2 separate regions of the Homo sapiens genome follow, and region 2 is linked to region 1. Evidence: chromatin loops called from intact Hi-C (ENCODE). Cell type or tissue: heart right ventricle. All regions are shown on one strand. Links, peaks and the distances in the headings refer to the core of each region. The heading gives the core; the rest is flanking DNA. Region 1 overlaps IPO9 (importin 9). Region 2 overlaps CSRP1-AS1 (CSRP1 antisense RNA 1).

Region 1 (15,662 bases), core at 2,928-10,927:
GGCTGGAGTGCAGTGGCACAATCTTGGCTCACTGCAACCTCCACCTCCTAGGTTCAAGCAATTCTCCTGCTCCTGCCTCAGCCGTCCGAATATTACACACATGCACCACCATACCCAGTGAATTCTTTGTGTGTGTGTTTTTAGTAGAGAGAGGGTTTCACCATGTTGGCCAGGCTGGTCTTGAACTCCTGACCTCAAGTGATCCACCCACTTCGGCCTCCCACAGTGCTGGGATTACAGGTGTGAGCCACTGCTCCTGACACATATTTCTTTTTTTTCCTGATTTGCTCCATTGATTTTTGTTTGACATTTCAAATGGCTCTCTGTATTCCCTTTTCCCTGTCTTTCTTTATTGCTAACGCACATATGTGAATAGCTGCCATCTTGAAATCCCCAAAAGACAGTCAACACAGGTAGACTATATATTTCTGGTCTCTGTTTACAAGAGATCCCTTCTCTACCACAGACTTCACACAGCTAAGTGCTGCTAGTGGCTTATTTTCCTTTATAAGCCCAAGCCTTGGCCAGGCACAGTGGCTCACACCTATAATCCCAGCACTTTAGGAGGCTGAGGCGAGCAGATCACCGGAGGTCAGGAGTTCAAGACCAGCCTGGCAAACATGGTGAAACACTGTCTCTACTATAAATACAAAAAATAGCTGGATGTGGTTGTGGGTGCCTGTAATCCCAGCTACTCGGGAGGCTAAGGCAGGAGAATCGCTTGAACCAAGGAGGCAGATCACGCCATTGCACTTCAGCCTGGGCGACGAGCGAAATTGTCTCAGAAAAATAAAAATAAAAAACCCAACCTTCTAACCCTGGCTTCCTAACTTTTTATCCTGGATTTTTATACCACTGATTCTTATCACCTCGTTGCACCTTACAATATGGTGCAACCTTAGCTTTGTTCAAGAAGAACAGGTCACCTGTAATCCCGGCACTTTGGAAGACTGAGGTGGGCGAATTGCTTGAGACCCACCCGGGCAACATGGTGAAACCTGTGTCTACCAAAAAAATACAAAAATTAGCCAGGCACGGTGGCGCATGCCTATAGTCCCAGCTACTTGGGAGGCTGAGGTGGGAGGATCACCTGAACCCAGGGAGGTCAAGGCTGCAGTGAACCATGATCACACCACTGCACTCAGCCTGGGTGACAGAATGAGACCCTATCTCAAAAACAACAACAACAACAACAACAACAAAAAAGCACAGATCTCATTAAACCACCTCATGAACTCTAAAATCTCATTTTCAGCTGAACTCTCTTAGCTCTCCTAATTAGTTGTTAACGGAATTTTCACTATCAAATAGAGGGTCTTAGGACATAATTGCTTATCTCCTTGGAGTGAACTCGAGATGGGCGGCTGATTGACCTTTTTTTGGATCTTCCTTGCCAGCTCTGTGGCACTCTGTAAGCTGCTCCAGCATGGCATCAATGCAGATGACAAACGGCTACAGGATATCCGTGTGAAGGGAGAGGAGATCTACAGCATGGATGAGGGCATCCGCACCCGCTCTAAGTCAGCCAAAAGTGGGTGCTGCTGCGATTCTTCCAATCCTCTCCCTATACGAAGGGGCTAAGGATACCTGGGTGAAGGGAAGGAATGCACTGTGGTGTATATTTTTAAAACAATTGTTGGTGATGGGTTTGATAAAGAAGAAGCAGGAAACTTAGGTAAAAGGGATCAGAACATACGGTTTCTTCCTGTTGTGGAAAATGGACAAAAATAGGCCGGGCATGGTGGCTCACGCCTGTAATCCCAGCACTTGGTGGGAGGCCAGAGCGGATGGATCACTTGAAGTCAGGAGTTTGAGACTAGCCTGACCAACATGGTGAAATCCCGTCTTTACTAAAAATACAAAAATTAGCCAGGCATGGTGGTGGGCGCCTGTAATCCCAGCTACTTGGGAGGCTGAGGCAGGAGAATCGCTTGAACCTGGGAGGCAGAGGTTGCGGTGAGCAAAGATCGTGCCACTGCATTCCAGCCTGGACAACAAAATGAGACTCCGTCTCAAAAAAAAAAAAAAAAAAAAAATGCAGGCGTGGTGGCTCACACCTGTAATCCCAGCACTTTGGGAGGCCGAGGTGGGTGGATCGCCTGAGGCCGGGAGTTCGAGACCAGCCTGACCAACATAGAGAAACCCCGTCTCTACCAAAAATACAAAGTTAGCCAGGCATGGTGGCGCATGCCTGTAATCCCAGCTACTCGGGAGGCTGAGGCAGGAGAATCGCTTGAACCCGGGAGGTGGAGGTTGCAGTGAGCCAAGATCACGCCATTGCACTCCAGCCTGGGCAATAAGAGCAAAACTCTGTCTGAAGAAAAAAAAAAGACAAAAATAGTCTCAGGCACCAAGCATCCCAGCTTCCAGCTTCATTCAGAAGCGTGGGCACAGATAGTCAGCATGTCTTTGTTACTGAGTTGCCTTTGGCCTGTAACTCCAATGATTTGCAGGTAGGGAGTATAGAGCTGCTATCTTTAATGTAGATTTATAATTACCTCCGCTGTCTCTCAAATTCTAAGTCATTGGGACTGGAGTACTGGCTCTATACAGTTCCTTGGTTTCAGAGCTTTATTACTAACAAGACTGTATCTCCTTTAATCCCTGAACTCTCATCTCTCCCAGCTTCTGAACTGTTACAATACCAAACAATAAAGTTATTTAACTTTAAGTCACTCTTTGGAGACTGGATATAGTCAGGTACAGTGAAAGTCTGAGGGGTGGTGAACTCTGGTGAGTGGCACTGAGGAGAGGACAGGGGTACTTCCAGAAGTAAGCTCAGTGACACTCTGACTTGAAACCTTTTTCTTCCTTCCCAGACCCAGAACGCTGGACAAACATTCCTTTGCTGGTCAAGATCCTAAAGCTGATCATCAACGAGCTCTCCAACGTCATGGAGGCTAATGCCGCTCGCCAGGCCACTCCTGCAGAGTGGAGTCAAGGTGCACCAGGCCCTTACTCCCAGGAGACTTTTAGCCTGGCAGATCAAGTTACAAATTGTCAAATTATCAACTTGGTTTGTTGAGTCACTAATTGAAAAAAAAAGTTGATGGAATGGCTGCTCTGTGGCTGGCACCATGCTAGGCACTAGGCATGTAGAGCTGCTTCTCCAGTCTGCCATATGAAATCTCACAGAGGCTGGGGTGGGAGGCAGCCAGGAGGCAAGCTAACATAGCCCTTCTTTGGTTTGATTCTTCTTAAGAGCCTGTCAACACTTATATCTCCAGGTTCTTTCATTGAGACTAACCAGGAGGGTTTGGCCATTTCTGATTCTCTTTCACTGGGGACTACAAGCCACATTGCAGAAGCCTTTGGGGCCCTTCTATTCTGGCCTATTTGGATTTGGGGAGGGAAAATGCATGAATGTGCTCTAGCTCTAGCTGCTTTTCATCTCCAAGTAGATGACTCCAATGATATGTGGGAGGACCAGGAGGAGGAAGAGGAGGAGGAGGAGGATGGTTTAGCTGGCCAACTTTTATCTGACATTCTTGCTACAAGTAAATATGGTAAGCTGTTTGATAAGAGGACAGCCATGGTAAATACCTTTTCTTTGCACACTGATCCCAACAGTGGGGTACCCAAGAAAGGGGAGAGGTGGGCCCACAGGGACATTTCTTGGGCTTTTGCACCTTCCGCCTCAGTCATGTGGTAGTATATCACCACTCAGGGCCTGATCATGGGCCTTTGTCCTGACCCGCCCTGTGTTGGCTATGTCTAACAGAGGAGGATTACTACGAGGATGATGAGGAAGATGACCCTGATGCCCTGAAGGATCCTCTCTATCAGATTGATCTGCAGGTGAGGGTGTCCAGAGATATCTTGCAAATGACAATGTCCCAGGCCATGGAAACAGGAATATGGGCTCAAATCCATTTATAGCCAGGCATGGTGGCTCATGCCTGTAATCCCAACACTTTGGGAGGTCAAGGCGGGAGGATTGCTTAAGCCCAGGAGTTCAAGACCAGTCTGAGCAATGCAGGGACACCCTGTCTCTACAAATAATTTAAAAATTATCTGGGCATAGTGGCACACCCCCGTGGTCCCAGCTACTCGGGAGGCTGAGGTGGGAGGATCGCTTGAGGCCAAGAGGTCAAGGCTGCAGTGAGCTGTGATCATACCACTGCACTCGAGCCTGGGCGACAAAGCAAGACCCTGTGTTCAAAAAAAAAAAAAAATCCATTTATAATTTAACATGGGAGCCTCATGGGAAAGAGTTCCTGTCTTGTTGAGTGGTCCAGGGTTTTGGGTGGGCTGGAACTTTGCACTTGATGTGTTGTAATTCATCTTCTAGAGGCTATGTTGTGAAGGTCCTTGGGGTGATACAGCCTTGGAAAAATGTTGTTTCCCTGTGGATTACCTAAACTAGATCCAAGAACATGAAAGACCATCCCTCAGGGAGCTGGCATTTGTCTAAAAACCAGCATTCCCTGTGCCATTTGATTGTGGTTCTTGCTCCACTGCAAATGGGTGACTTGCAATGTCTCACTAATGCCACTCTTGCTCTTTCCTCCAGGCATATCTCACAGATTTCCTCTGCCAGTTTGCTCAGCAGCCCTGCTACATAATGTTTTCAGGCCACCTTAATGACAATGAGAGGCGAGTTCTACAGACCATCGGCATCTAAAAAGGGGAGCCTTTCTACATTTGCTCCTTCTGGGCCAGCCGCAAACCATTTTGCAGCCCTCACTGGCCTTGAGATGCACTTTCTTCTCAACCTAAAGTGGCATCTTGACCCTTGGCCCTTGGCCTCGGCAGTGACACTGATGACAATTCAGACCAGGCTCACCGGTGCCGTCACTTAGGAATGCTGGAACAAAGGACATTTCTCAAAGTTCCCCTGAAGACATGCCATCTCTAGAACCTTTTTTCTCCCCGACTCTACCCCCACCTCTGTTCCTAGAGCCCTCTGCTGGCGAGTCCAGAAACATTATTGCCCAGAAGGATTATGTGTTTATGGATTATTTTGCCCCGCCTCAGGAGCGCAGGAAGTCACTACCATTTATATTCTAAAACAGACCTATCTATGTTCATAGGACTTCTGATGTGTTCAGATAGGAATCCTCATGAGAGATCATTATGCTTTGTGCCCTGGACCACTGCTGCTCTGGGTTCTCAGGAGGAACAGGCAAGAGCAGCTTCATTCTAAGCCTTTCCAGTGACCTCAGCCTTGCTTCTCTTCTACAACACTAAGGCTCCTCTGTCAGAGGAGGTCGTCTTGTTTTTGCTTCATTGCATGACATAACCCTTCCCCTCAAGCTGTTCCTATATATACATGCACACACAAAATAAGCCAGACAGATGGCAATTTGATCTTCCTTTTTTAGAAAAAAAAAAAAAAATGGGGAAAAGGGATTTTTTTTAAATCCACCTGACCCAACTATATTTAATATGCCTCTCCCACACATTACCACAGAGTCTGATATTCAAAGGTTATCCCCTTTCCCTCAGGAAGCCTCTAAAGTGCTTAAGTTGTAGCCCTCAAATTTGCAACATGTATTTTTCTAGGACAGTAAAGTAATCTTTACAAATGAATTTAGTTGCATGGTATAAGGTGTCTCAGCACCTGTTTGCCTTCTATTCCCTTTAGAAGGTAAGTAAAAGTAATGGGGGAAAGGATTAGGTGGAGCCTGTCTAAACATTCTAGTGTGTCTTGGCAAACATAGCCTGAAATGATTCTTAAAGAACTGGCATTGTTTAATCAAATATTTTTAAGGGAGATTCCTTAATTGGGAAGTTTAGTCTGTTTGGGGTTCAAAGAGTAAATGAGGATTAGAAAATCATGGAGAGAGGCTGGGCGCGGTGGCTAACGCCTGTAATCCTAGCACTTTGGGAGGCTGAGATGGGCGGATCACTTGAGATCAGGAGTTTGAGGCTAGCCTGGCCAACACAGTGAAACCTGCATTTCTACTAAAAATACAAAAATTAGCTGGGCATGGTGGTGCATGCCTGTAATCCCAGTTAACTTGAGATGCTGAGGCAGGAGAATCGCTTGAACTTGGGAAGCAGAGGTTGCAGTGAACCGATATCACACCGTTGCATTCCAAGGCAAGACTCAATCACACACACACACACACACACACACAAATCATGGGGAGAAAGATGAAACCTGTGTTCCCCTTTTTTTGGTAGTGCCCACATCTGGTGCCCCATTTTTAATAACCACAGGATATTTCTTTAGATTGATATTCTCACAAAGAAGAAATAGAATATAGGCTGGGCGTGGTGTGTCACACCTGTAATCCCAGCACTTACGGAGGCCGAAGCCAGCGGATCACCAGAGGTCAGGAGTTCGAGACCAGCCTGACCAACATGATGAAACCCTGTCTCTACTAAAAATACAAAAATTAGCCAGGCATGGTGGCATGCACTTGTAATCCCAGCTACTCGGGAGGCTGAGACAGGAGAATCGCTTGAACCTGGGAGGCAGAGGTTGCAGTAAGCCAAGATCGCACCATTGCACTACAGCCTGGGCAACAAGAGGAGCGAAACTCTGTCTCAAAAAAAAAAAAGAGAAAGAATATAAAGTGAATCTGAATCTCCACTCAAGGGGATGGCCCCAAGGATATTGTAGCTGGTAATTTCTTCATGCCACTAGGTGTCCCCAGTGTTCAACCTCCATGACTGAGATTGGAAGAAGTAGAGTTAAAAGTTTTTACTACCTTTGAGAAGCCTGCGGGCATGTTCACAGTCGTCCCATGCCAGCCAGGTTCTGAGGCTAACTGCTTGTGCCCCTGCTGCTTCACATGGCATTGTGGGAGTTGCTGATACTGGGGAAATGATGGCAGATCTGACCAAGTGGTGCTGAGAAAACCACCCTCGGCCTTGCAGACTCCATAGTTTATCTCAAGGCAGTGCCAGTCGGATTTGGTGCTAAAGGCATAAGGCCAAGTCAGCCTCTGATATTGGCACAAAAGAATGGTCTCATGCCAGTAGCATTGAACTGCTGAGCTTGGGAAGGCTTAAGGCTCCCACACACAGACTGAGAATGATGGGGGTCCCTCTGCGTCTGCTAATTAGACAAACATTCTATATCTAGTGCCAAAAGTGGTCCTAAATCCTTTGGCAAGGGTCCTTTCTGCTCTCATGCTGATTTGGGGGAGGACTGGGCATCCTGCCTCAGGAGAACTTGAGTCCTGAGGAAAGGGCCCTAGTAACACTTAAGGGCTACCCCTGGCTAACAGATACTCGGCTGTGGGTGAGAGCAGAAGGTCTTGGACCCCTCGATGTGCAGGTACTTAATTGTGTTTCCAGTGCATTTTCATATACATTATCCCATTTAACCTTTATAACAGGTTCACAGAGTGGATATTCCCATTCTGTTGATGAGAAAAAGAGTGGAGAGACTGTGTCCAGTGTCAGCAGGAAGAAAAAAGATCTGTTGGAGGCCAGTACATGTTGACAGAAACTCTAGACCATATTTTGTCTCCTGTCTTTGGCCAAAGAGAACTAGCTTCAGTCTGAAAAGGGCAGGGCTAAGTGGTTACAAGGAACTAAAAAGTTCAAGGTAAGACAAATGAGGTAAAAATAAAAAAGAGCACTTAGCTGCTCTGAGACATTTTAGTCTCCTGACTGGTAAACAGCAGCTGGGGCACCAAGGGGCTCCCAGGAGTTTGTCGAGCTTTTATTGGAGTGAACTGAAAGGAAAATGGAAGGAATGCTATAAGACTGAAAAGAAGTTAAAGCCCTAGGAAGGAAGCTGATAACACAAGTTACAGACGTATATGTGACATTGATTTGGGAGAATGAACCTACAACAAATGACCCAAAAGCACCTAAATAAGAGTGACGAGAGTTTAACAGACATTCATTATGGACTTCAGAGAAAATGATGCTAAACTGGTCTTAGAATCTTCTTTAATTTTGTTAACTAGGTAAATAATCTGGACATTTTAGTCAAAGCATTAGACAGACAGAGAAGTTGGTAACTGACCACTAACTAACAAACTATAAATTCACCCATTGTGGGTTGACCTGGTAAGTTCCCCCAGGGCTGTGTCCTTGGCCCCTCCTTTGATATTAGTGACAGATGACTTTTTTTATGCCTTACCCATTCCACAAAAGAATTTGAAGCCATTTACACAAGAGATAGTACTAGTAAATTAGGAGTGCTGATCAAATTTTTAGATAATAAGAAACCCTTAGGAAGGATGACAATTTAGAATCCAAATTTAGGATCCAAACAAATACCATTACAAACTATAAAAATGAGCAGAATCTAAATGTAACATTTCAATAAATGCAGATTGATAATAACATCTGTGCAGAGTTGAGGACTATAGAGTACTGTGCTGTCACTAACAGTATTGTGTGCTACTAAGAGTTTAATGGCTGGGTGTGGTGGCTCACACCTGTAATCCCAACACTTTGGGAGGCCTAGGTGGGTAAATCAGCTGAGATCAGGAGTTCGAGACCAGCCTGGCCAATGTGGTGAAACCCCGCCTCTACTAAAAATAAAAAAATTAGCTGGGCATGGTGGCACGTGCCTGTAATCCCAGCTACTCGGGAGGCTGAGGCGGGAGAATCACTTGAACCTGGGAGACAGAGGTTGCAGTGAGTCGAGATCACACCATTGCACTCCAGCCTGGGCAACAGAGCAAGATTCTGTCTCAAAAAATAAAGTTTATTATGCCAGGAGGGCCAGGTGTGGTGCCACACCCATGTAATCCCAGCACTTTAGGAGGCTGAGGAGGGCAGATCACTTAAGCCCAAGAGTTTGAGACCAGTCTGGGCAATGTGGCAATACCTTGTCTCTTAAAATTTAAAATAAAAAAAAAGTTTATTATGCCAGGAACTGTTAATGTGTCCAAAAAAACTCCAGTGTGGTTCTAGGATGAGATAATAAAAACAGGTTGTCTAGGGTAGTGTGGAAGGTCCTTTCAGTCTTCCTGTGCCTATCAGTGATCCTCATTGCCATGTTCCCTTCTGGTGCTCAACCGGAGGCTCCCTGACAGATGAGTCCTCTGCCAGAGGAAGGCTAAGATGTAGAGGACAAATCGTGTCAAGGAAAAGAAGCTTGAAGGAGCTAAGAATGCTTAGCTTAGAGAAGACAAGAGGAAACAGGACATGGCTTTGGGAAGTTCAAGGATGGTCCAGTGAAATACATACTATACTTTTGCACCCCAGCTAAGCTGACCCATGATCAGTAAGTAGGAAATAAAAGGCCAATTTCTGGCTACTCTTGCCCCCAACCCCATTTCAGTGAACTATGAACCTCTATTAGATATGCAAGGCCGGTGCTAAATGCTGGAGGGCTTTGGCCCTTTCCCTCAAGGAGCTAGTCTAGTAGGGGGTCAGAAATACAGATGGGCCTGAACATAATGATGGTTTGACTTCCAGTTTTTCAACTTTAGGATTGTGCAAAAGCTATACACATTCGGTAGAAACAGTACTTCAAGTATCCATACAATCAGTACAGTATTCAATAAATTACATGAGACATTCAACACTTTATTATAAAATAGGCTTTGTGTTAGATGAGTTTGCCCAACTGTAAGCTAATGTAAGTGATCTGAGTAGGTTTAAGGTAGCCTAGGTGTATTAAATGCATTTTTCACTTAACGGTATTTTCAACTTTTGTTGGGTTTATTGGGATGTAGCCCCATTATAAGCTGAAAAGCATCTGTAGTATAATAAATGTGGGGAGTGCTGTGAGAGAAATAAGTGTACTGGGTTTAGTTCCCACTGCCCAAAAAAGGAACTGGCTAATGGTAACCTGGGGGAGGAAGTCGGGTAAGTTGCATGGAGAAGGCAACCCTTGAACACTTGCAAGGAGCTAACAATACCTGCTTCTGGAGTATTTAAACGCCAGTGGGTATGCTAAATACTTTTACCTCAGACCACCTACTAACCTTACAAAGTAGTCCACTTTGCTCACCCAGTTTTACAGATTGATGAAACTGAAGCAGACAGATATTGTTAACCTATCAAAGGTCACCCTGCAAGTGTGTGATTATAGTCCAAGCAGCTTGTACTTGTTGCCTATTTGTTTTGCCTTTCCTGTGCATTTGCCAGGCAGATGAGAGTGGGGTAAGACATTGCAGAGAAAAAGTAAGAAAAGGCCGTCATGAAACAATTTCATTTTCAGACCTTATAAGCACGTTACAAGTACTGATATTTATGCTTAAGTTCACGGGAGTCCTGGCCAGAAATAAAGCTGGAAGGACAAGTGGGGGGCAGATTGTGAAGGATCCTTCAAGACCTGCTTCCTCTAGAGAATGGGAGACTACCCAAGATAACTAAACAGGGAAGTGATCAGGTTTTGTGTCTTAGAAAAGTGTTGCAGTGTTGATGCAAATGTGACTAGAAGGGTGACTTGGAACCTGGATTGAAGGGGTGGGAGATGGGAGAAAGGAATGCAGTCTGGCAGCAGCTACAGCAGTCCAGGTGGGAAAACCCAGAGCCTGAACTAAGGTTGTAACTAGAGGGGATAGGGTGGAAGAGCTGGATTAGAGATGTTGACAAGATAAAGTCAGTAGGACTTAAAGACTGACAAGTAAGGATTTTCCAAAAGTGAGAGCTGTGGAATGAATTGTCTTAAAATGTTGCAGTGAGTTCCTCCTCATCAATCCAAGTGCTCGATCAGAGGCTAGACCTTTAGTTAGCAGTCACGGGAAAATTCCCCATTCTCACGGGGATTTAGACTAGGTCTTAACCATACTTTACCAAGATTCCAGTAGCAAAGCACCCAAAAGTAATCGCAATAAAATTCCAATTTTTGTAGGCCGGGCATAGTGGCTCACACCTGTAATCCCAGCACTTTGGGAGGCCGAGGCAGGCGGACCACGACATCAAGAGTTCAAGAGCAGCCTGGCCAGCATGGTGAAACCCCGTCTCTACTAAAAATACAAAAAAATTAGCTGGGCATGGTGGCGCATGCCTATAATCCTAGCTACTCAGGCAGCTGAAGCAGGAGAATTGCTTGAACCCGGGAGGCAGAGGTTGCAGTGAGCCAAGATCATGCCACTACACTCCAGCCTGGGCGACAGAGCGACACTCTGCCTCAAAAAAAAAAAAAAACAAAAAAAAAAACAAGTTTTGTGAATTTAAGTTTCCCTAATGGATGGTACAGGTCAACATTTGCCATCTAATGACACTTACATTCCAGTTTTTTCCTTTTTTGAGTAACTGGGAAAAGGGTGGCATTACTGCTGGCTTCCTAAAATTGAAAAGTATACTAGGGTTTTTAAACCTGTGTAGAATACATGATATGGTAGCAAATGTGCTGTAGGAAGAAAAGCAATGAGGAACTACTGGCCTGACTAGGAGGCCTAGAAGTCCCTCCCAGGCTTGAGTTGTTCTGACTTGGCATGATTACATAGCTGCGGCAAGTGACGTTTCCTTCAAGCCTTGGTTCCCTCATCTGTAAAATAGGGAACTAATACCTACCTCACAGGATTGTAGTTAGAATTAAGGATGACTTCATTAAAGCACCTCTAGTGGTGGAAGATGTCCCATCCTATCCCCCACCCATAGCTGGGAGCTATGTTTGGCTCATTCTTCCTGACTCACTGGATTACACTGTGACTCAGTTCAATTTCACACATGCTGCTGCTAAATTAGGGTCTTGGTGAGCCTTTGGGAGGACAGCTCTGAGGAATGAATTGTAGCACTGCAGCCCTGCCTGAGGAACATGATAGAAACAGGTGGTAGGCCCAGCTCTTGCCTTCCACCTACTAAGCAGTTTTTCTGTGGTTAGCTGTGTGACATAAACTATCGGTGTATTAATTTGCTTTCACTAGATTCCCCCCCCCCCAACAACTTAGTCCAAGAACATACCTGAATTCTTTGCATTTCCTTGCCTTAGTTGCTTTTGTAGGGTGGACAGCAGGACTGCATGAGAATAGCTGTGCTTCTGGACCCTATGGTGAAAGCTCTAGTGAACTGCAATTAGGCCCAGGGTCCCGGAGGAAGAAGGGGAGAGAAAAAGGGGGGTAGTTTTCCAAAAGATAAGTAGGGGACAAAAAAGTCCACGGGGCCTATGAGCGGTGAGACTCCTGCCCTGATTGTGGCAAAGCACCTGGAGATGATAGAACTTCCTAGGGAAAAGGCTGCATGGAGTCCCCAGGGATGCTGGGCCCTGGTCACCAAGGCTCCCTGGGAAGGTCTCTTGTACCTGGGGCACACAGACCAACACTTCTGAATTTGCAAGCTTAAGAGCATGTATGAGCAGAACCTGTGCAGACCAAGGCTTAGAGGGCTCACCTCAATGTTTTGCACTGTGTGAGACCCCAGGACCTTTTCGTGATTCTGGAGAGGGGAACAAACCATAATAACAACAAACCAGGTAGCAGGATAGAGACTCATTCTCATCTATTTTGGTTAAAAGAAAATAAATGTATTTCTTCCACACCTGATTTTGTGATTGCAAATTCATAACTAATATCCCTCGTCAGCTCCGCTGACTCATCCCTGCCACAGGGAGGTTCACAGCAAGAGCACAGAAACTAGGGCCAGTGCCCGGTTGTGTGACCTTGAGTAAGTTCTTTTTCCCTTGAACAGGGAGAGAGACACAATGGATCAGAGTGTCTCTGCCAGTTCTAACTTGGGGATTCTAGTGGGTTGAACCGAACGGTAGTCCGTTTCCAAAAGAGGAAGCCAAGACCAGAGGGGGAGTGGTTCCTTCAAGTTTGCAGAACCAGTAAGTGGCAGAGCAGGACTCATATCTAGTTAGTGGTTCAGAGCATGGGCTCCGGAGCTAGACTGCCTGGATTTGAACCCTGGCTTTGCCACTTGCCTGTTGGGTGACTTTGGACAAGCTGCTTAAATTATGTCTCCATTTCCTAATCCACAGAACAAGTGTAATACTAGTTATCTGTTTCATGGAGTGATTGTGAGGATTAAATAAAGTTAATATAACACAAAGCACTTCGTAGTGCTGCCTCATAGTAAGTGTTAATGTTACCTATTATTAGTCTGATCCCAAGTCTAATGCAGTTGTCACCACCTAAACCTGCCTTTACAGAGCTGGCCTTTCTGAGAAACCCTGTGCCTCTGTAGATTCAACACTCCCATCTGTGCAGATGGCTAACAGCTAGGCTGAAAACAGAAACCTTAGGTTGGAAAGGGTCAGCTGGAGGGCTGAGGCCCATGGCCCCAAATCCTCCCCAGGAGAGAGAGTAGGTTCAGAAAGGAGAGAGCTATAAACAGAGCCTTCCTCCCTTGCCCTCAGATCCCAAAATAACACTTGTCTACCGCCATCCTGCCCAACTGGCAGAGTGGCAGGCTGAGTAAGGTGCCATTTAAAGATAACCTGGCCCTCACCATCTGCCCCACTGGCTGGGCTGGGCTCCTGAGGCCAGGCCTTGGCTGCCTGGGACTGCTGCTGCTCCCACAGCCACCCAGAGTGTGCCTGAGTAGGGGGCTGCTCACAGCTGCCATCCAAGCCAGCCTGGCTACACCCTCTTCTTTCCTGAGGCCCAGGCTGTCCTGGGCTCTCTACAAACAAGCAGAAGCCTGGCGTTCTGGGAGAGGCAATCCTACAAAGGCATTGGTAGAAAGTCCTTCTGGAGAAGAGTGCTCCATATATATATATATAAATGTATAGGATACTTGTGCAACTTTGTTACATGGAAGAGTACACCTTCTTACCAGTAGCTTGGCAGCAGTGAGGCTCATCCTCACTGTCCTTCACCCACCCTCCACTTGCTAGTCCCTCCCACCAAGAGGACAAACAGGAGACAGTCTTTCATTTACAGCAAGAAAGATTAAAGCTGGATGCCAAGAAAAGCATTCTGATTTAAGAGAGATGTTTGTTTATTCCGGGGCAGTGAGAGCCAAAAGACCTGGTTCCCCAACTAAGCCATGAGACTTGGCCAAGTCCTGGTGCTGTCCTAGGCCTTACTCTTCCTAGCTGTGGACTGCAAGGAGAATTAATGTGTCCAAGACCCTCCAGGAAGGATCTGACATTAAATCAGAGTAAAGAACTCAGGGTCCTATGGAGTGGGGGAATGTATAATTACCTGTCTGCAGGAGTTGGGTTGCCAGAGGCTGGGCAAGGAGGAATAGAAAAAAGGAGGGCAGAGTAATGTAGAGTGCATTCCTGGAGAGCACTGACTGACCAGAGGCAGGAATTAGGAAAGGAATGGAGTTTCCCTTATCTTGGAATGGTTCAACAAACCACTGGCCAGACAAAAGTGGAGGCAGGAGCCTCCACGGCCAAACAGCATGGGTGGGGTAGGACCAGGGTGGGATGGAGCCTCCAGGGCTCATGGCCCAGGAAAGTAAGGAAGGCCTCAGGAATGCCTGTGTTAGTCTGCTCTGATAGAGGAGCATGGAAGAGGTTGGGAGGAGCCCTGGGCTGGTCATTCAGCCCAGGAGTGAGGTGACTCAGCAGAGCACTCCTACCACAGCCCCTAGCCAAGCCCAAACTGGGTCACAGGCAGGGTCCCAGCCCTTCCCCTCCTCCTGCCTTTCCCCACTTCAGATATCCCTGGCTACCTTCTCACCACATGCAGAGGCCTGCTAGAGATAAGGGCTGGGCATCAAAGTTTCCCTGAATACATGCTTTTTATGCCAGGCATAGCACTGAACATTTTAGACTTGTTTTTTTGTTTGTTTGAGACGGAGTTTCGCTCTTGTTGCCCAGGCTGGAATGCAATGGCGATTCCCGGGTTCAAGCCTCCCGGGTTCAAGTGATTCTCCTGCCTCAGCCTCCCGAGCAGCTAGGATTACAGTCATGTGCCACCACACCCAGCTAATTTTGTATTTTTAGTAGAGACGGGGTTTCTACATGTTGATCAGGCTGGTCTCCAACTCCCGACCTCAGGTGATCTGCCTGCCTTGGCCTCCCAAAGTGTTGGGATTACAAGCGTGAGCCACCGTGCCTGGCCCTTTAGACTTGTTTAAAGAGAAGCAGGTGGTGAAGCTGAAGGGCCTGGGCTTTGAAGCCACAAAAGTCCAACTGCAAATCCCAGCAGTGTGAGCTGGGGGAATTGAAGTTCTTCCAACTTCAGTTTCCTCATCTGTACAATGGGATGAGCTCATCAGCAATGTTCGCTGCTGGTGGTATCATTACCATCATATTCCAGACACCCTGAGGAGAACCTCCTACTGGCAAAGCCTATGTTTTGTCTCATCTGATCACAAATTACTCTGCCTCCTCTTTTCCAGGAAAGCGTTTCTTTCCCTTGCTGGGGATTAAGAGACCAGCTTGGTGAGCGGGGGGTATTCCTGCCTGCCCTTACCTAGAGAAGGTGTAGTGAAGCCCTTCCAGGCCTGAAGATTTAGACAACTTCTTCCAGGGCCCCCAGTCCTCCCACCCAAGCCCCTCCTCACTCCTGGCCAATCTACAGACTCTTTCAAGACCCAGGTTCATTATGGCGACATAAGCTAGCCCCAGCTCTCCATCTCCGAGCTCCAGCATCCCTTGTCAAGGTAAGAAGTGCCAGTTCTCCCAGTGCAGCCAGTTCTCCCCTCTGGTTGGCCCACAGCCCCCTCTCTTCACTCTCTGTCCTAGTCTAGTCACCTCCCATCCCATGAACTGAAACACATTCTTAGAATTTTGCAATTAGAAAATCACTGATGATGTTGGTGCGTGCTAGGTGTCATTGCAAGCTGGAAGTGTCAACTAGGGGTATACACTTTGAGGAGGGCGTGTCAACTAGGGGTATACACTTTGAGGAAGGCTAGTTGGAGAAAAAAGCAGGAAAGTAGCTAGAGAGGGA
Region 2 (17,128 bases), core at 5,706-13,705, 350 kb before region 1:
TTAATTTTTTTCTCATGACGCAGCCCTCAGGAGATCTTGAGAACATGTGCCCCTTTTTACCTATTTTTCTTTCTTTCCTTTTTTTTTTTTTTTTTTTTTAAGAGACAGGGTCTCGCTCTGCCATCCAGGAGAGAGTGCAGCGGTGTGATCATAGCTCACTGTAACTTGTAACTTCTGGACTCAAGCAATCCTCCCACCTCAGCCTTCCGAGTAGCTAGAACTACAGGTGTGTGCCCCTATGCCCAACTAATTTTTGAATTTTTTGTAGAGACGGGATCTCAATATGTTGCCTAGGCTGCTCTCAAACTGCTGGCTTCAAGCAATTCTCCTACCTCAGCTTCCCAAAGTCCTGGGATTACTATGCCTCGACTTTACCTATTTTTAAATTATTTGCCTTTTTATTATTGTATAAAATTTCTTAAACTGATGTTCCACAAATGTAGTATCTGGAGACCTGTGTGTTCTCAGTCAGGTTTGTTTAATGTGGCTCTTTTTTTCCTTCTTTCCTTCCTTCCTTCCTTTCTCTCTTTTCTTTTCTTCTCTTTTTTTCTTTTTTTTTTTTTTGACAGTGCCTTGTTCTGATGCCCAGTCTGGAGTGCAGTGGTGTGATCTTGGCTCACTGCAACCTCCACCCACTGGGTTCCAGCGATTCTTCCACCTCAGCCTCCTGAGTAGCTGGGATTACAGGTGAGTGCCACCATGCCCAGCTAATGTTTGTATTTTTAGTAGAGACAGGGTTTTGCCATGTTGGCCAGGCTGGTCTCCAATTCCTGACCTCAAGTGATCTGCCCCCATTGGCCTCCCAAGGTGCTGGGATTACAGGCGTGAGGCACTGCGCCCCCGGCCCTGTGGGACTTTCATTTTAATGGACATCTGCCTCTGGCAAAGATGGAGTAACAGGTATCTTCCTGCTTAAAACAACAACAGAGGGCAAAATATATCAAACAACAGTTTTCAGGACACTGGAAATAGGCAATAAAGGAGAGTGGTCTATGAGAGATGAGAAACAAATGAGGCGCCCTCTGATTGTCCCAGCTTTCCATGTGAAAGAGCTTCCAAGCTGTGGCGCAGCAGAAGGAACCTAAGCAAAGCTCAGAGATTTCCTGAATTGAGAAGGAGCTGAGTCTGGAGAGATCAGAAAGTATAATAAATTAGCGGTTTCTTTCTACAGGGTCAGAAAGTAAGTTAGCAGTTGTTAGGGCTGGGGTGGGGGCACAGAAGAGTGGAGAGTGACTTGTAATGGGTACCAGGTTTCTTTCTGGGGTGATAAATGTTCTAAAATTAGACTGTGGTGATAGTTACAGAACTGTGTGAATATACTAAAAACTATTGAAATTCATTAAGTTGTATATACTAAATATGTACAGCTTTTCGCATGTCAGTTATATCCCAATTAAGTAGTTTTTTTAAATCATTGAGTTGTACATTTTCTTTTCTGTGGGGGTGGGGCAGGGCAGGTCTCACTCTGTCACCCAGGTCGGAGTGCAGTGGCGCGATCTCAGCTTATTGAAGCCTCAACCTCCTGGGCTCAAGCAATCCTCCCACCTCATTTTTTTGGATTTTTTGTAGAAATGAGGTCTCATCCAGCCTGGCCAAAATGGTGAAACCCCATCTCTACTAAAAATACAAAAATTAGCCAGCCATGGTGGCAGGTGCCTGTAATCCCAGCTACTTGGGAGGCTGAGACAGGAGAATCACTTGAACCTGGGAGGCAGAGGTTGCAGTGAACCAAGACTGCGCCATGGCACTCCAGCCTGGGCAAGAAGAGCAAAACTCCATCTCAAAAAAAAAAAAAAAAGGTCTCATTACATTGCCCAGACTGGTCTCGAACTTCTGGGCTCAAGCAATTCACCTGTCTCAGCCCCGCAAAGTGCTAGGATTACAGGCACGAGCCACTGTGCCCAGCTGAGTTGTATATTTTCAATAGGTGACTTGTTTGGTATGTAAAGTGTATATTAATAAAGTTGTTTTAAAAATTAAAAGTGAAATAAAGACATGTTCAGACATGTGAAAGGGGAAATAATTCACAACAAGCAGACCCCAATATAAGAAATGTTTAAAGTAAGTCCTTAAGGCGGAAGTAAAAAGAAGGAACAGAGATAAAGATGATGTCTTATTTTTCATTGGAAACAATACAAGCAAGAAGACAGCAGAGTAACATTTTTAATTTCTTTTAAAAAATTGTCAACAAAGAATTCTATATCTAGAAAAAATATCTTTTAGAAATAAAGAGTAGAAGAAATGGTAGCTACATGGTTAAAAAATACGATTTTAAAAAAATTATTTAAAACTGGCTGGGTGCAGTGGCTCATGCCTGTAATCCCAGCACATTCGGAGGCCAAGGCGGGCAGATCACTTGAGGTCAGGAGTTCAGGACCAGCCTGGCCAACATGGCGAAACCCCGTCTCTACTAAAAATACAAAAATTAGCCAGGTGTGGTGGCGGGCGCCTGTAATCCCAGCTATTAGGGAGGCTGAAGCAGGAGAATCGCTTGAACCCGGGAGGTGGAGGTTTCAGTGAGCCGAGATAGCACCACTGCACTCCAGCCTGGGCAACAGAGAAAGATTCCGTCTCAAAAAAAAAAAAAAAAAAAGGAAAGAAGAAAATTATTTAATACTTTTAAAAAGATAGTTGACTATTTAAACAAAAATAATAAGAATGTATTTCAGGGTTTATAACATTTGGAAAAGTAAATGCATGGTTATAATAGTATAAAGGTCAGGAGGAGACAAATGGAAGCACATTATTGCAAGGTTCTTATACTATGCATGAAATGGTATAATATCACTTGAAGGTAGATTTGGGTAAGCTAAAGATAAATAGTATGAATCCTAAAGCAACCACCGAAATAACAAAACAAAGAGTTATAGCTAATAAACCAGCAAAGGAGATAAATGGAATTGTGAAAATACTCAATTAATCTAAAGCAGAAAAAGAGAAAAAATTGAACAAAGAACAGATGGGACAAATAGAAAATAAACAATGGAGCCAGGTGTGGTGACTCAAGCCTGTAATCCCAGCACTTTGGGAGGCCAAGGTGGGCGGATCATTTGCGGTCAGGAGTTTGAGACCAGCCTGGCCAACATGGTGAAACCCTGTCTCTACTAAAAATAAAAAAATTAGCCTAGTGTGGTTGCACGCACCTGTAATCTCAGCTACTCTGGAGGCTGAGGCAGAAGAATCTCTTGAACCTGGGAGGCAGAGGTTGCAGTGGGCCAAGACTGCGCCACTGCACTCCAGCCTGGGTGACAGAGTGAGACTCTGTCTCAAAAAAATTAAAAAATAAATAAATAAACAGCAAAGTGATAGACTCAAATCCAACCACATCAATAATCACATTAAATCTAAATGGCCTAAACACTTCATTTTAAAGGCAGAGACTATTAGATGGATTTTTTTTTAAAGTAAGACTCAATTATTTGCTATCTACAAGAAATGAACTTTAAATATAAAATCTTTAAAAGGATAGGAAGAATATACTATGCTAACATTAGTCAAAAGAAGATTGGAGTTGCTGTATTAACACCAGACAAAGTTGATTTCAGACCAGTCTGGGCAATATGGTGAAAGCCTGTCTCTACAAAGAATACAAAAAATTAGCCAGGTGTGGTGGTGCAGGCCTATAGTCCCAGCTACTTGGGAGGCTGAGATGGGAGGATCACCTGAGCCCAGGAGGCAGAGGTTGCAGTGAGCCGTGGTCATGCCACTGCACTCCAGCCTAGGTGACAGAGTGAGACCCTGTCTCAAAAAACAAAAATGAAATGAAACAATAACAACAAGAGTTGTTTTCAGAGCAAAGAATATTACCAGAGATAAAGAAGGACATTTCATAATGATTAGAGGTCATTTCATCAAGAGGATGTAATAATCCTATGTTTATGCACTTTAACCACCAAACAGAAGGAAAAGCTTCCACTCCCTGAAAAATGGAAACAAAACACAAAAATTATACTTAAATCTCTACTGCTAACCTCTACTGCTATTTCACACACAGGGTACAGAATACAAATTTTGTGTGACATATGAAGAAGTAGAAAACTATGACTCATAATCACAAGACAACAAGACCATCAGGTGATCTAGTTATGAGAATCAGCAGACAAAGGCTTTAAAACAACAATTATAAGTATGCTGAAAATTTTAAAGGAAAAAAAAACACACAATAGGTAAAGAGATAAGGTATTTCAAAAGAAATGGAAATTCAAGAACGAACTAAAGGGAAATTACAAAATTGAAAAATACAGTGTATGAAGACTTACTGGATGAGCTTAACAGCAAATTAGACACTGCAGAAGAAAAAAATAAGTGAATTGAATATAAGCTAATAAAAATTATCTAAATTGAAGTGGAGAGAGGAAAAAATGGTTGAAAAAAATGAACAGAGCATTAGCAAATTGTGGGATAATAGTAAGCAGTCTAACATACATGCAATTAGAGTTCCATAAGGAAAAAAACAATAAGGCAGAAAAATATTTAAAGAAACAGTGGCTTAAAAGTTGATGAAAAATAACAATCCACAGGTCCAAAAAGTTCAACTAACCCCAAGCAGGATAAACTTTTTAAAAATCATACTTGGGGCCAGGCGCAGTGGCTTATGCCTGTAATCCCAGCACTTTGGGAGACCAAGGCAGGCAGCTCATTTGAGGTCAGGAATTCAAAACCAGCCTGGACAATTTGGTGAAACCCAGTCTCTACTAAAAATATAAAATTAGCCAGAGCTGGACGTGGTGGCTCACACCTGTAATCCCAGCACTTTGGGAGGCTGAAGTGGGCAGATCACCTGAGGTCAGGAGTTTGAGACTAGCATGGCCAACATGGTGAAACCCTGTCTCTACTAAAAATACAAAAATTAACCAGGAGTGGTGGTGGGTGCCTGTAATCTCAGTTACTGGGGAGGCTAAGGCAGGAGAATCATTTGAACCCAGGAGGCAGAGGTTTCAGTGAGCCGAAATCACACCATTGCACTCCAGCCTGGGCGACTGAGTGAGACTCTGTCTCAAAAAAAAAAAAAACGAAAAAAGAAAAAAAATCACACTTGGTACATCAGAGTAAAATTGCTGAAAACCAAAACTAAAGAGAAAATCTTAAAAGCAGCCATAGGGGGAAAAGACACATTACATGCAGGGGGTAAAATATAAATGTGAGAGTTATTTCTCATCAGAGATCATTAAGCCAAAAATCCATTAACTGGTAAATAAACAAAATGTGCTGTATTCATACAATGAAATACTACTCAGCAATAAAAAGAAAAAAAAACTACTATAGCTATACCGAAATGAACCTTAAAAACATAATTCAAAGGCCAGGCGCAGTGGCTCATGCCTGTAATCCCAGCACTTTGGGAGGCTGAGGTGGGCAGATCATGAGGTCAGGAGATCAAGACCATCCTGGCTAACAAGGTGAAACCCCGTCTGTACTGAAGATACAAAAAATTAGCTGGGCATGGTGGCGGGCGCCTGTAGTACCAGCTACTCAGGAGGCTGAGGCAGGAGAATGGCGTGAACCCGGGAGGCAGAGCTTGCAGTGAGCCCAGATCACACCACTGCACTCCAGCCTAGGCGACAGAGCGAGACTCTGTCTCAAAAAAAAAAAAAAAAAAAAAAAAATTCTAAGTGAAAAGAGCCAGATGCAAAAGACCATAAATTAGATTATTTCATTTATATTAAATATCTAGAAAAGAAAAATCTATAGAGATAGAAAGCACATTAGTGGTTGCCTGTGGCTGAGGGTGAGATTGATTACAAATGGGTAGGAAGAATTGCTTTGGGATGTTATAAATGTTCTAAAACTAGGCTGTGGTAATAGTTACACGACTCTTTAAATTTACTAAAAATCATTGAATCATACCTTTACCATGGGTGAATTTTAGGCTATGTTAATTATACCTTAATAAAGCTATTAAAAAGGTGCTGAGACAGAAGCCACCAGTTTGGAAAGGATAAGAGAAAAACATGTAACAGAAAAAGGGCAATTGGCCACACTATAGAATTATTATATATCCAAGAGAAAATAACCAACAATATAATTGGAAAAAGATTAGGAAATAGGAATAGAAGGCAATTCTAATCTGAACAAACTTATGAAAAGATGCTCAATCCTATTAATAGTTGGTGAAATACAAATTAAAATCATGATAATCTACAATTTCACATCCATCTGGTTGTCCAAAAAAAGGGTCTGACAATACCAGTGTTAGGATGAATATGGTAAAGTTAAAGTGTCCAGGCTCTGCGGCCATCAGTTTCACTCCTGGGTAGACTACTGGAGAAACACAAATGTACACAATAAGATCTTTACAAGAATTTCCATAGCAGCACGGTTTGTAATCGCAAAAAAATTAGAAACAATAAAATAAATAGGCCAGGTGCAATGGCTCATGCCTGTAATCCCAGCACTTTGGGAGGCTGAAGCAGGCAGATCACAAGGTCAGGAGTTCTAACCAGCCTGGCCAACAAGGTGAAATCCCATCTCTACTAAATATACAAAAATTAGCCAGGCGTGGTGGTGGGCACCTGTAATCCCAGCTACTTGGGAGGCTGAGGCAGGAGAATCGCTTGAAACCGGAAGGCAGGGTTGCAGTGAGCCGAGATTACGCCATTGCACTCCAGCCTGGGCAACAGAGTGAAATTCTATCTCAAAGAAAAATAAAATAAAATAAATAAATTAGAATGTAGTTGTACAATGGAATATTATACAGCAGTGAAAATGAGTAAACTAAAGCTATATGCATTAACATGGATGAACTTTACAAATTTGTTGAGTCAAAAAAGAAAATTGTAGAAGAATATACACAGCATGATGTTATTCATATAGTTAAAATGCAATGCATATAGAGTGTATAATATAGTAAAAAAAAAACATATGCATGGGAATAATTAACTCCAAGTTCAGAATAACGTTTCCTCTGGGGGGAGAGAAAGGAATGCAATAGAGGAGGAGCTTAAACTATATTTGTAATGCTTTATTTCTTTTTTTTTTTTTTTGAGACGGAGTCTCGCTCTGTCGCCCAGGCTGGATGGAGTGCAGTGGCACGATCTCAGCTCACGGCAAGCTCCACCTCCCAGGTTCATGGCATTCTCCTGCCTCAGCCTCTGGAGTAGCTGGGACTACAGGTGCCTGCCACAACGCCTGGTTAATTTTTTGTATTTTTAGTAGAGATGGGGTTTCACCGTGTTAGCCAGGATGGTCTCGATCTCCTGACCTCATGATCTGCCCGCCTTGGCCTCCCAAAGTGCTGGGATTATAGGCATGAGCCACCGCACCCGGCCGTAATGCTTTATTTCTTAAACTCAGGGCATTTACAGATGTGATGGTTAAATTTTATGTGTCAACTTGTCTGGGCCAAAAGATGCCCAGATATTTGGTAAAATATTATTCTGGATGTTTCTGTGAGGGTGTTTTTGGTTGAGATTAACATTTAAATCAGTAGAATGAGTAAAGCAAATTGCCCTCTCTAATATAGGTGGGCCTTATCCAATCAGTTGATGGCCTAAATAGAACGAGAAAGGCTGACTCTCCCCTAAGTAAAAGCGAATTCCTCTTGCCTAACTGCCTTCAAACTGGGACATTGGCTTTTTCCTGCCTTCAGACTTGAACTGAAACACTGGTTCTTCCTGGGTCTTGAACTTGCTGGCTTTTGGATGGGAACTACATCATCAGCCCTCCTGTTTCTAAGGCCTTCAGACTTTGGACTGGAACTAACATGCTATAGACTCTCCTAGGTCTCCAGCTTGCTGACTCACCCTGCAGATCTTGGGACTTGTCAGTTTCTACAATTGCATGAGCCAATTCCTTATAATAAATCTCTTTCTCTCTCCCTCTCTCTATTTCTCCCTCTCCCTCCCGCCTCTCTTTCCCCCTCCATCCCCTCCCTGTCTATCTATAGTGTACATTCTATTGATTCTGCTTTTCTGGAGAACCCTGACTAATGGAACAGATATGTTTGTTATATTATTCTGTATACCTTTTGCAGGCCTAAAATAGTTCATAATAAATTTTAAAATAAATAATGAATGAATAGACGTTAAAATGTCAGATGCTATAGAGGGCAAGTAAAATGAGAACTGGAATATGTACATTAGATTAGCTATTAAGAGGCCCATGATTGCCTTTGTAGGAGTGTTCAGAGTGGAGGCCTAATGGTGATGGGTTGTAGAGTGATAGGGGGTCTACACACAATTCATGGAGTTTAACAACAAAGTGAAAAAGAGCTCTGGGTCTAGAGTAGGGTGCAAAGGAGAGAAAGGGTTGTGTTGTTGTTGTTGTTGTTGTTGTTGTTGTTTGAGACAGGGTCTCACTCTGTTGCCCAGGCTGGAGTGCAGTGCAGTAGTGCAGTCTCGACTCACTGCAACCTCCGCCTCCTGGGCTCAGGTGATCCTCCCACCTCAGCCTCCCGGATAGCTGGAACCACAGACATGAACTAATTATTTTGTATTTCTTATAGAGATGGGGTTTTGTCACCTTGCCAAGGCTGGTCTCGAACTACTGGATGCAAGCAATCTGCCCGTCTTGGCTTCCCAAAGTGCTGGGATTACAGGGTCAAGCCACCATGCCCAGACAGAGAAAAGAGTTTTAATAATGGAAACACTTCTCTGTGCTGTGGGGCTTCCATACTAATTCTGTTGGAATTATCAGAGTCCTGGTCCTCCTTTGGTCGCTATGACTATTCCAGTAGAGATTCTGGAAGACTTGAACTTCGTCTCTGTGGGTACAAAGTGATTTTTTTTTTTTTTTATGTTTCACTCTTGTCACCTAGGCTGGAGTGAAGTGGCACGATCTCGGCTCACTGCAACCTCTGTCTCCCGGGTTCAAGCAATTCTCCTGCCTCAGCCTCCCAGGTAACTGGGATTACAAGCACCCACCACCACACCCGACTAATTTTTGTACTTTTAGTAGAGCCGGGATTTCGCCATGTTGGCCAGGCTGGTCTCGAACTCCTGACCTCAGATGATCCACCCACCTAGGCCTCCCAAAGTGCTGGGATTACAGTCGTGAGCCACCACACCTGGTCTTAGTAAAGATTTTTCAAAGAGCACAGTGCTACTGTCTCTCATGGAAAGAAAAGTATTAAACCCATGATGATTACATCTTAGTCTAAGGGGAATATTAAACCCACAATAAATTAAGCTAAAACTTCACAAAGACTCTGCAAGGCGTTGGGGCAGGACAGGGGGTGGGTAAGGAAGGGGTTGATTGTAACTGGAAAATCTTGGGCTACTTGTGGATGGTGTTTTTTTTCTTTTCTTTTCTTTTCTTTTTCTTTCTTTCTTACTTTTTTTTTTCCTCCTAAAGGTTGAGCTTGGCTAAAGGAGTGTTGCTAATGGTTTCCCAATTTAGTTTCAAGGGGATTGGCAGCAGGGTTTTCCAGGCCACAAAGGCTGAAGGGGGACATACTATTAGTCTGTCTCACTCCTCCCAGAAACTCAGTCTGGGTTTACTGTAATTTCATCTTAGTCTCGTCAAAGGCACTCCAGATGAGGAGATTCTGAGCTGGGGTATTTCTTCCTACCCCTCCCAGACAGATTGCAAGGTTTTTCCAATACTGCATTCTCCCTGGGGCTCTCCCTGGTTGGCGTGGAGAGAAAAGCGCCAGCAGGGGTCAGCAGTGTCCCACATCTGGCCGGGAGCTGCTTGCCACATGTGCTGTTTCTTCTGGCACGGCACTGTCAGAGATACTGGGGAAATTGGCGAGCACCGTTCCATTGAGGCGTTAGCATCATTATGAGCATCGCAGGCTCAAGATTCCTCTCCCTGAAAGTGGGGTGGGCTGGATGAGTGGAGGGTGTGTTCTTTATAAGCACTATGTGGGGTGTGGGTGTAGAATCCAGACATCAGCAATGCCAACTCACCATCTGGTTTTCTATCGGGAGGTTTTTATGTGTATTGGCGTGAGCAATATATTGTGTCGGTCTGGGTGTCAGAGGACGCGTGTCAGAGTTGCCTTGTTGAAATTTTCCCAGGGACCTGGGATTTCTGGATTCACCCGGTATCCAGGCTCTCCCAGAGCGGCACTTTAGCTGGCCAAGGCCTGGAGCAGAGTGTGTGCAGCGCTCCCACGGCCGCCTGCCCGGGCCTGCCCCCGACACATGCTTAGTGGAATTCTCCCGTGGCAGCCCAGAGTCTCCGGAACGAAGGTCTCCACAGCCAAAGCCACGCAAGAGGCTCTCCTGCTCTCATTTCCAGACGCACCCTCATCCTTGGCCTCTCCCTGCCTCAGTTCTCTTTGACTCCTCCGGTCCTTGTTGCTGCTCAGCTCCAGGGCACCCCCACCTCCCAGGACAAGTCCCCTGACTTTACAGCTTACAGGCCCAGAATAACAGATGGCCAGAGGCATCCCATTCAAGACTCCCCGCCTCCTTCCTAGCTCCTCAGTCTCTCCCACCCCAATGTGGTGGTGCCCAGGGAGGGGGTCAGGAAACCACAGAGGGCCTGTGGGAGGCGTACAGCTGGGGACAAGCGTGGGCTGGAAGAGGAGCCCAGTCTGTAGCTGAGACTCCCAGGGCCTCATGACCTTCCAGGCAGCCTCCACCGCTGCTATGACAGGCAGATGCCCGACTTTCCACCTGCTTTCTGACCTGGCTTTGGCAAGGCCTGAGCACCTGGCCTGCTTTCCCAGGAGTACAGTTACAGCAGCTGATCTAGGGAACAGGTGTGGGCTCCGTGTCACAGCTGCTGCTGAGCACATCTGTACCCACAGTGAGGAGGCTGCAGCTGCAGCAGGGCCTGTCAGTCACTCATACTCTCCCCGGAGTTGGGCTGGGGGCACTGAAAGGGCCAGGGGTGGAGAGAATCTGAGATAAGCATTCACAGAGCACCTTGCTCCTAGAGATCCCAAAGTGTGACCCCTGACAAGGTTTTCCCACAGTCAGCCTCACTGGCACCAGCAGCGTGGGAATTAGGGCTGGATTCTCCCCTTCTGCCTTGCTTCCCAGCCCTTGGGCCACAGTCAGCTCCTCCTCCTTCCTGGCTAGCTCAGCTCAGCTTTTGCAGGATGGAACTCTGAATCCTGGCTTCCAGTGGCTCTCCCAGAAAACTAGGAGGGAAGTGCTTGGAAGAATGGCTCTTTATTCATGCAAATGATTTCTTGCCATTTAAGAGCCTCAAACCACAAAATCAATTAAAGAGAAAAGGGGAAGATTTGGGGGTCTGTGCCAGCCACTGGATGCAATGCTTTACCTCCATCATCTTATCAAATCTTCCCAGCAACCCTACTGCATAGCTATTATCAAGATCATTTCTGTTTCCCAGAGGAGAATTCAAGGTTACACAGTTAGGATGCAGTGAATCTGGGATTTGATTGCCGTCCTGACTCCAAAGCTTGCACTCTGACCACTGGGCCACACTGCCTCAAATCTCCCATTCTCTGTTAAATCCAACATCTGAGCCCCATTCTTTCTCCCTTGCAGGGAATCACCTGCCTACCTCCACCTCATCCATTTCTCACCACAGCTGGATTCACCTCTACAGCCTTTACCTCCAGTCGTATTTGGCAATTCATCCTTTTCCAGCTCCTATCATCCTCCCCTACCCTCACCAAAGTGGACATCGCAGCCTCTAAATCTGAACGGAGCTGACACCTAGCACCCACCCTCTCACCAGCTACCTCTGGGTTCCCCCACCCGGTATTCCCTTCCTCACATCCAAGCCTGTTCCCCTCAGGCCCTGTCATGGCCTGAAATAGTCTTTGCCCCTGTCTACCACTCTCCAGGGTCCCTCTTGACACCTACTTCTGCTTTCCCCTCTCAAGACACCTTTTCTTGGCATTTTAAGACTATTTACTGACTATTTATTGATATAGGAAAATGCTTACAGAATGTATTAGGAGTATCTTACACTTTTTTAATAATTATGTATGTAATACATGAATAGATTCTCCTTGTAAAAAACAAACTCAAACACACAGAAAAAGTTAATGACTCCCTTGATGACTGCCAGTTTGAAGTGTTTTTCCAGACCTTAAAAAAATATACTTTCATACAAGCATATGTACATATAGAAAGATATACTTTAATGGGGCATCTTTCATCATAAATTGGATCATAATGTGCAAATTGTTTCACAACTTTTATTCTCTGTTTGTTTTCAGACAGGGTCTCACTTTGTTGCCCAGGCTGGAGTGCAATGGCACAATCATGGCTCACTGCGCCCTCCACCTCCCAGGCTCAAGCCATCCTCCTATCTCAGCCTCCTGAGTAGTTGAGACAACAGGCATGTGCCACCATGTCTGGCTAATATTTTAATAAAATTTTTTGTAGAGACAGGTTCTCCATATGTTGCCCAGGCTTTGATTCTTCTAATGCTCGGTATTAAGACTCTATGACTGTGTATTATACATAGAGTTTACATGTGAGTAAGTTCTGGGTGGAGAGACACTATTCCTTGCTAGGGCCTTAAGAGTCTGGCTGCAGCTCTGCTATCACATGGGCAAAACCAGCTACATAATTTACAAGATCCAGTGCAAAATAAAAATGTGACATTTCTTGTTAAAAATCATTGTGAATTTCAAGATGGCAACAACAAAGCATTAAACCAAGCAGGGGGCCTTTCTAAGCTTGAGCCCCCGTGTGACTGCACAGGTCATATGCCCATGAAGCTGGCTCTGCAGAGACTAGCTGACCGTTGGACTGGCTGTGTCCTGGATTCTTTTAGTTAATGCATTCCGTGTTCTGACAATGGACATTCCTGTCTCAGCCTCCACATTGGATCTGGTCCCCTGATTCTGCACCCAACATTCCTCAGCCACATTCCCTGCTCCAAAGCCAGAGCTCTATGTATTCCAGCACAAGCAAAGTCCCAGGGTCCATGCCTGCCAGTCAGCATTGCTCTGGAGGCACCCACAAAGATGGCAAAGATGGGGGGTGAAGGGGGTATTGGACAATGATATTCCTGTGCCTCGAGTGGAAAGTCTCTCAGGAGATAAGAGAGGACTGAAGTACCAACCAAGAAACCCGGGTTTCATTCCCAGCTCTGCCACTAAATTTACTGTGTCCTTAATTGGCAAGTTGCTTAACATCTTGGCACTGTTATCTCTTTATCTGTTAAAGGAGAGAGTTTGATTAGATTGTCTTTAAGACCATTCCCACTTCCAGCTCTAAAAGTCTGTATTTAAGTGACTCTAAGAGACTGTAATAATAATAGATAACATTTGTTGACCATTACCTTATGCCATTTACATGTTGATTTAATGCTCATAACAACCGTATGAGGCAGGCACTGTTATTCCCATTTTACAGTTGAGAAAATTGAGACTCAGTTTAAAACATGCATGGGGAACAAGGTAGCTTTTTGGGGTGGTGGAAATGTTCTAAAACTTGGTTCTGGTCATGGCTGCAGAACTCTGTAGATTTAGAGTTGTATATTTCGAGTGGGTGAATTTTATAATATGTAAATTGTACCTCAATAAAGCTGTTGAAAAGAAATAAAGAAATGTGCTGAACTAGTACATGATCAAGCTCTCCACACTGCTATGGAGACTATCAAGACTCCTTTCCTCTGCATATATGTAGTATTTGAAAACATGGACTCAGGAGCCAGACTCCTTCAGTTCAAATCCTACCTCTATCACTTACTAGCTGAGACCCAGACAAGACACTTGACCTCAATTTCTTTACCTGTAAAGTGGAGATAAAAAGTGGTACAGATTTCATAGGGTTGTTGTGGAGATTAAATGGGTTAATATATGTTAAATGCTTAGCATAGCAGTTGGCACACAGCAAATGCTATATAAGTAGGGACTATTATTATCTTCCATACCACAGGATTGCCACAGCCAGAACCAGGCTTCTTAAAGGGGCAGGTTTTCTCCCTGCAAACCCAACCCCTATTCTCCTGGGCCCCTTAAAGAAACACCTCCTCTTCAAAGGCCATCTTTGGAAAAACACCACGATGGCTTTCAGTACATCTCACTTCCTGGTAACAGAGAGAGAGTGAGAAACAGCATCTTCCCGATAAGGCAGTGACTCGCTCACTCTCGTAAAACATTCATTACTCTGACAGCTTTTCCCCATGGACTCTTTCTCCCAGGTCCCTGTAAGCTCCAACAGTCAACACAGAGGGCCCTTCTTAAAGGGGGCCCAGGGCCAGTCATGAGGCCCGAGTGGCCAAGGATGGAGATGCCTGTTTTGCCCATGTCCAACCCCATTCCACTAGCCTAGGAAACCCCTCACTGGTTAATGAATCAAGCTAGAAAGGACAAGGATTTTTAGTGGCCAGTCAGATTTCTATCACTGAAAAATGGGTTTTCAAGCACTGAGCCCATAACCACAGTGAATTTGACTGGGGTGGGGAGGTGGGGCGGGGTTGGGAATATGAGCTGATGCTTTCTGTTTGATAATCCCACTTCTGCTTATATGTGAGCAGCACTGCAGAAACCATTTTCTCCTCCATGATCTCACTGAATACTCACCATGCCCTTGGTAGGTGGGTATTCTTGTCCTCTGGGTGTCAACACTCCCTTTTACTGATGAGCAAACTGAGGTGATGCACTTCAGCCAGCATCAGAACCAAGGCATGGAGTCAGGTCTTCTGAAGCTGGGCCCAGTGTTTTTCCACTGTGCTTCAGAGGAGGAAGTCAGAAGCTGCCTCGGACTCCTCCTTAGAAGCTCCAGTGACGCTTATTAAGTGCTCAAGAAAATAAAGCAATGTGCTATCTTCATATTCCTGCCAAGGACCTTACAAACTGCTCTGGGAGCCCCAAACAAGACAGTCCGAAGGATAAAGACAGTCTCCCTGTGGGCCACGTGGAACGCAGGAGCTGTGAGTGTGTTCAAATCCTCAAAGTCCCATGTCAGATAACCCAAGAAACAAATTAGCATTGGTCCACAGACCTCAAGGCGGCAGGAAAACAGGCAAAGCCCCCAAAGAAATCAGGCTGGGGCTGAAAATGTCACTTGCCATACTTCCTGGGGTTCCCAAAACTCTCATCTCGTCGGAGGCCGGATCTGATACTCTATGGGAGTGACAGCAAGCTTCTGGGCTGATTTTTTAAAACTTATTTGTCAGGTTGACATTAATCCTTTCGCTACCCATCTTGTCCCAAAGCAGGATTGGCTCTAAGCTGTGGAGGAGGGGAACAGAGGGGCTGTTGGGTTTTAAGGAGCCTCAGTGAGGCCAGCAGGTCCTGGAGGCCACCTTCTCGGTGGGGAGTGGGGGTACAGGTGACTATGCCAAGGGTCTCCTGCAGTGAACCTGAATCTCCCTCCTTCCATCACTCACAAATCATTTCACGCCCCAGCACCTCTCCCACTCTCTCCATCCTCCCCTCCCCACAGCGAGGTCCTTGCCTTTACCTCTTATTGATTTTCATATTTAAGGAAAATCCATTTGCTAGACTCAGAGCAACTGAGTCATCACTGTGTTCAGACAAAAACTACTCACAAAGTAGGCATTTGGCAGAGGCCACTTCTGGGATGGGCGGGACCCTGTTTCTTACCCAAACAGTGCTCTGTCCAGAGTCTCTTCTGGCTTCTCCTCCCTGCCGCTCTGTCCTATCCACTTTCTCTTTCAGTAGCTTTCATATCCTCTGCCTGTCACCCCAACCAGACTGGCCCCTTTACTCCTTCCTCCCTCAACCTGTCCATATGCTATTATGTTTGCCTACACATACAGGTTCACTGTTGGAAATCTGTGAGTGGGACATTTTTCTGAATTTTTATTTTAGATTCAGGGGGTACATATGCAGGCTTGTTACCTGGGTATATTGTGTGATGCTGAGGCTTGGGGTACAAATGATCCCGTCACCCATATTGATTGGGACATTAGGAGCAGGGTGAGGGAGAACTTGTATGAGCAGCCACTCATAAGTGGGAGAGAAATATTGATCCTGTGTACTGATAGAAGAGATCTAACCCTTACGAAATTATAGCTTTGGCTTTCTTTTCCATTCTGGGTAGCACCCAAGGAATGACATCATCCCAGCATTACCAATGTGGATGGGGGCTATGCATCCAGCCTCACAATGGGTCAAGGAGTCATTTCACCTTCTGATAGTCATTTGCATACCTACTGTGTGGTCCTTGGTCCCTGGGGTCCCACCTTTTGAGCTCTCAAGAAAGGACAGTGCTTCTTCTTAAAGGACTAGGCTCCCCTTTGCAGGACTGGGAAGAGCACAAAAGGATTCTAGCTAGCACATCATTGAATGCCAAACTGGGCGCAGAGTTACATCTCCAAGAGTTAGATCTCCAAGAGTTAGATCTCCAAGAGTTAGTTACTCCAAGATCAAAGTAACAGCTAATGTTCACTGAGCATTTACTATGTGCCAAGCACTATTCTAAGTGTGTCACCTATAGTATCGCATTTAATCCTCCCAACACTCTTAGGAGATAGGAACCATTATTATCCCATTTTACAGATAAAGAAACTGAGGTAGCTAGAGGTTAAAGAGTTCAGTAAGTTCCCATGGCTAAAAAATCATTGATCCAGGATTTGAACTCATGCAGTCTGCCTTAAGAGCCCACACTTCTAGTCTTTATACAGAGGGTAAGGGTGTCACTCTGCAGTCCACCCCCTTATCCCGCGCCAAAAGGCAGTTCACTCCCTTCATGGACAAAAATCATACAACAAATCTTTTTCCCTGATCAGTTGGGAACTTCTTGAATGTCACTGCTTGTCCATTGTCTGGTGTCTCATCTCTCCAAATTCAAAGCCACTGTGGCCTTACTGACTGTGTGGGGCGTTCAGGGAGGACTCAAGGGCTCTCATCCTGACTCTGCTCACACTGATTTTGCTGGCAAAGAGCTGTGAGACCTCCCAGGGAGTAGGCAGTTTTGCTTTCTATCCATCAGTCCTCCAACTTGCAACCCCATGGCCCTGGGAATAGATCAGTCCTCTTATTTGTTGGCAGGAGCAGGGGAATCTGCTGGGTCCTTGGCCACAGCTACTCCCTTTCCAAAGCCTGCTTCAAAGCTCAGGTCATCTGGCTTCCTTCTGCCTTCTTCCTGCAGACCCTGGAAGTCCCCAAGCCAGGAGGCAGGGGGCTTGCACTGCTTCTGCAGTAGGTTCTGGCTGAGGGCCTTCCTCCCATTCACTCTCCTCAGGTCCTGTCATTTCCTCTCTCCTCTTCTTCCCCCTCCTCCCACTCCCAAGTCCCTGGAAGAAGGAGGAGGGGCATCGGCTGTCTGGAAGGTGGGGA

Evidence for each region. Hi-C counts contacts between places; a loop is a spot of excess contacts. Peaks named below come from ENCODE experiments on the same cell type or tissue, not always from the same donor. Only the 100,000 strongest peaks of a DNase experiment are listed, where the experiment ranks them.
Region 2: it touches region 1 in a loop (2.6-fold over the local background); 9 of 110 quality-filtered maps call a loop at or near these places.

Annotation. Positions count from the first base shown.
Region 1 is chr1:201,871,431-201,887,092 of GRCh38, forward strand. IPO9 (importin 9) reads left to right here. Exons shown (of 24, transcript NM_018085.5): 20 at 1,398-1,531; 21 at 2,820-2,942; 22 at 3,402-3,506; 23 at 3,722-3,798; 24 at 4,514-12,861. The coding sequence ends at 4,624. Among named protein-coding and RNA genes, the nearest start is that of SHISA4, 9.6 kb to the right of the region's middle. RefSeq lists enhancers at 10,877-11,376, 12,477-12,546. In heart right ventricle, for the core only: CTCF peaks have their summits at 4,908 (motif pointing left) and 6,594 (motif pointing right); a DNase peak (open chromatin) is centred at 6,741; H3K27ac peaks cover 2,583 bases.
Region 2 is chr1:201,521,339-201,538,466 of GRCh38, forward strand. CSRP1-AS1 (CSRP1 antisense RNA 1) reads left to right here. Exons shown (of 2, transcript NR_160747.1): 2 at 12,086-13,446. All of the region lies in intron 1 of LOC124904484 (a long non-coding RNA gene), which reads right to left. Among named protein-coding and RNA genes, the nearest start is that of NAV1, 9.2 kb to the right of the region's middle. In heart right ventricle, for the core only: a CTCF peak has its summit at 9,585 (motif pointing right); DNase peaks (open chromatin) are centred at 9,603, 10,093, 10,553 and 10,926; H3K27ac peaks cover 3,675 bases.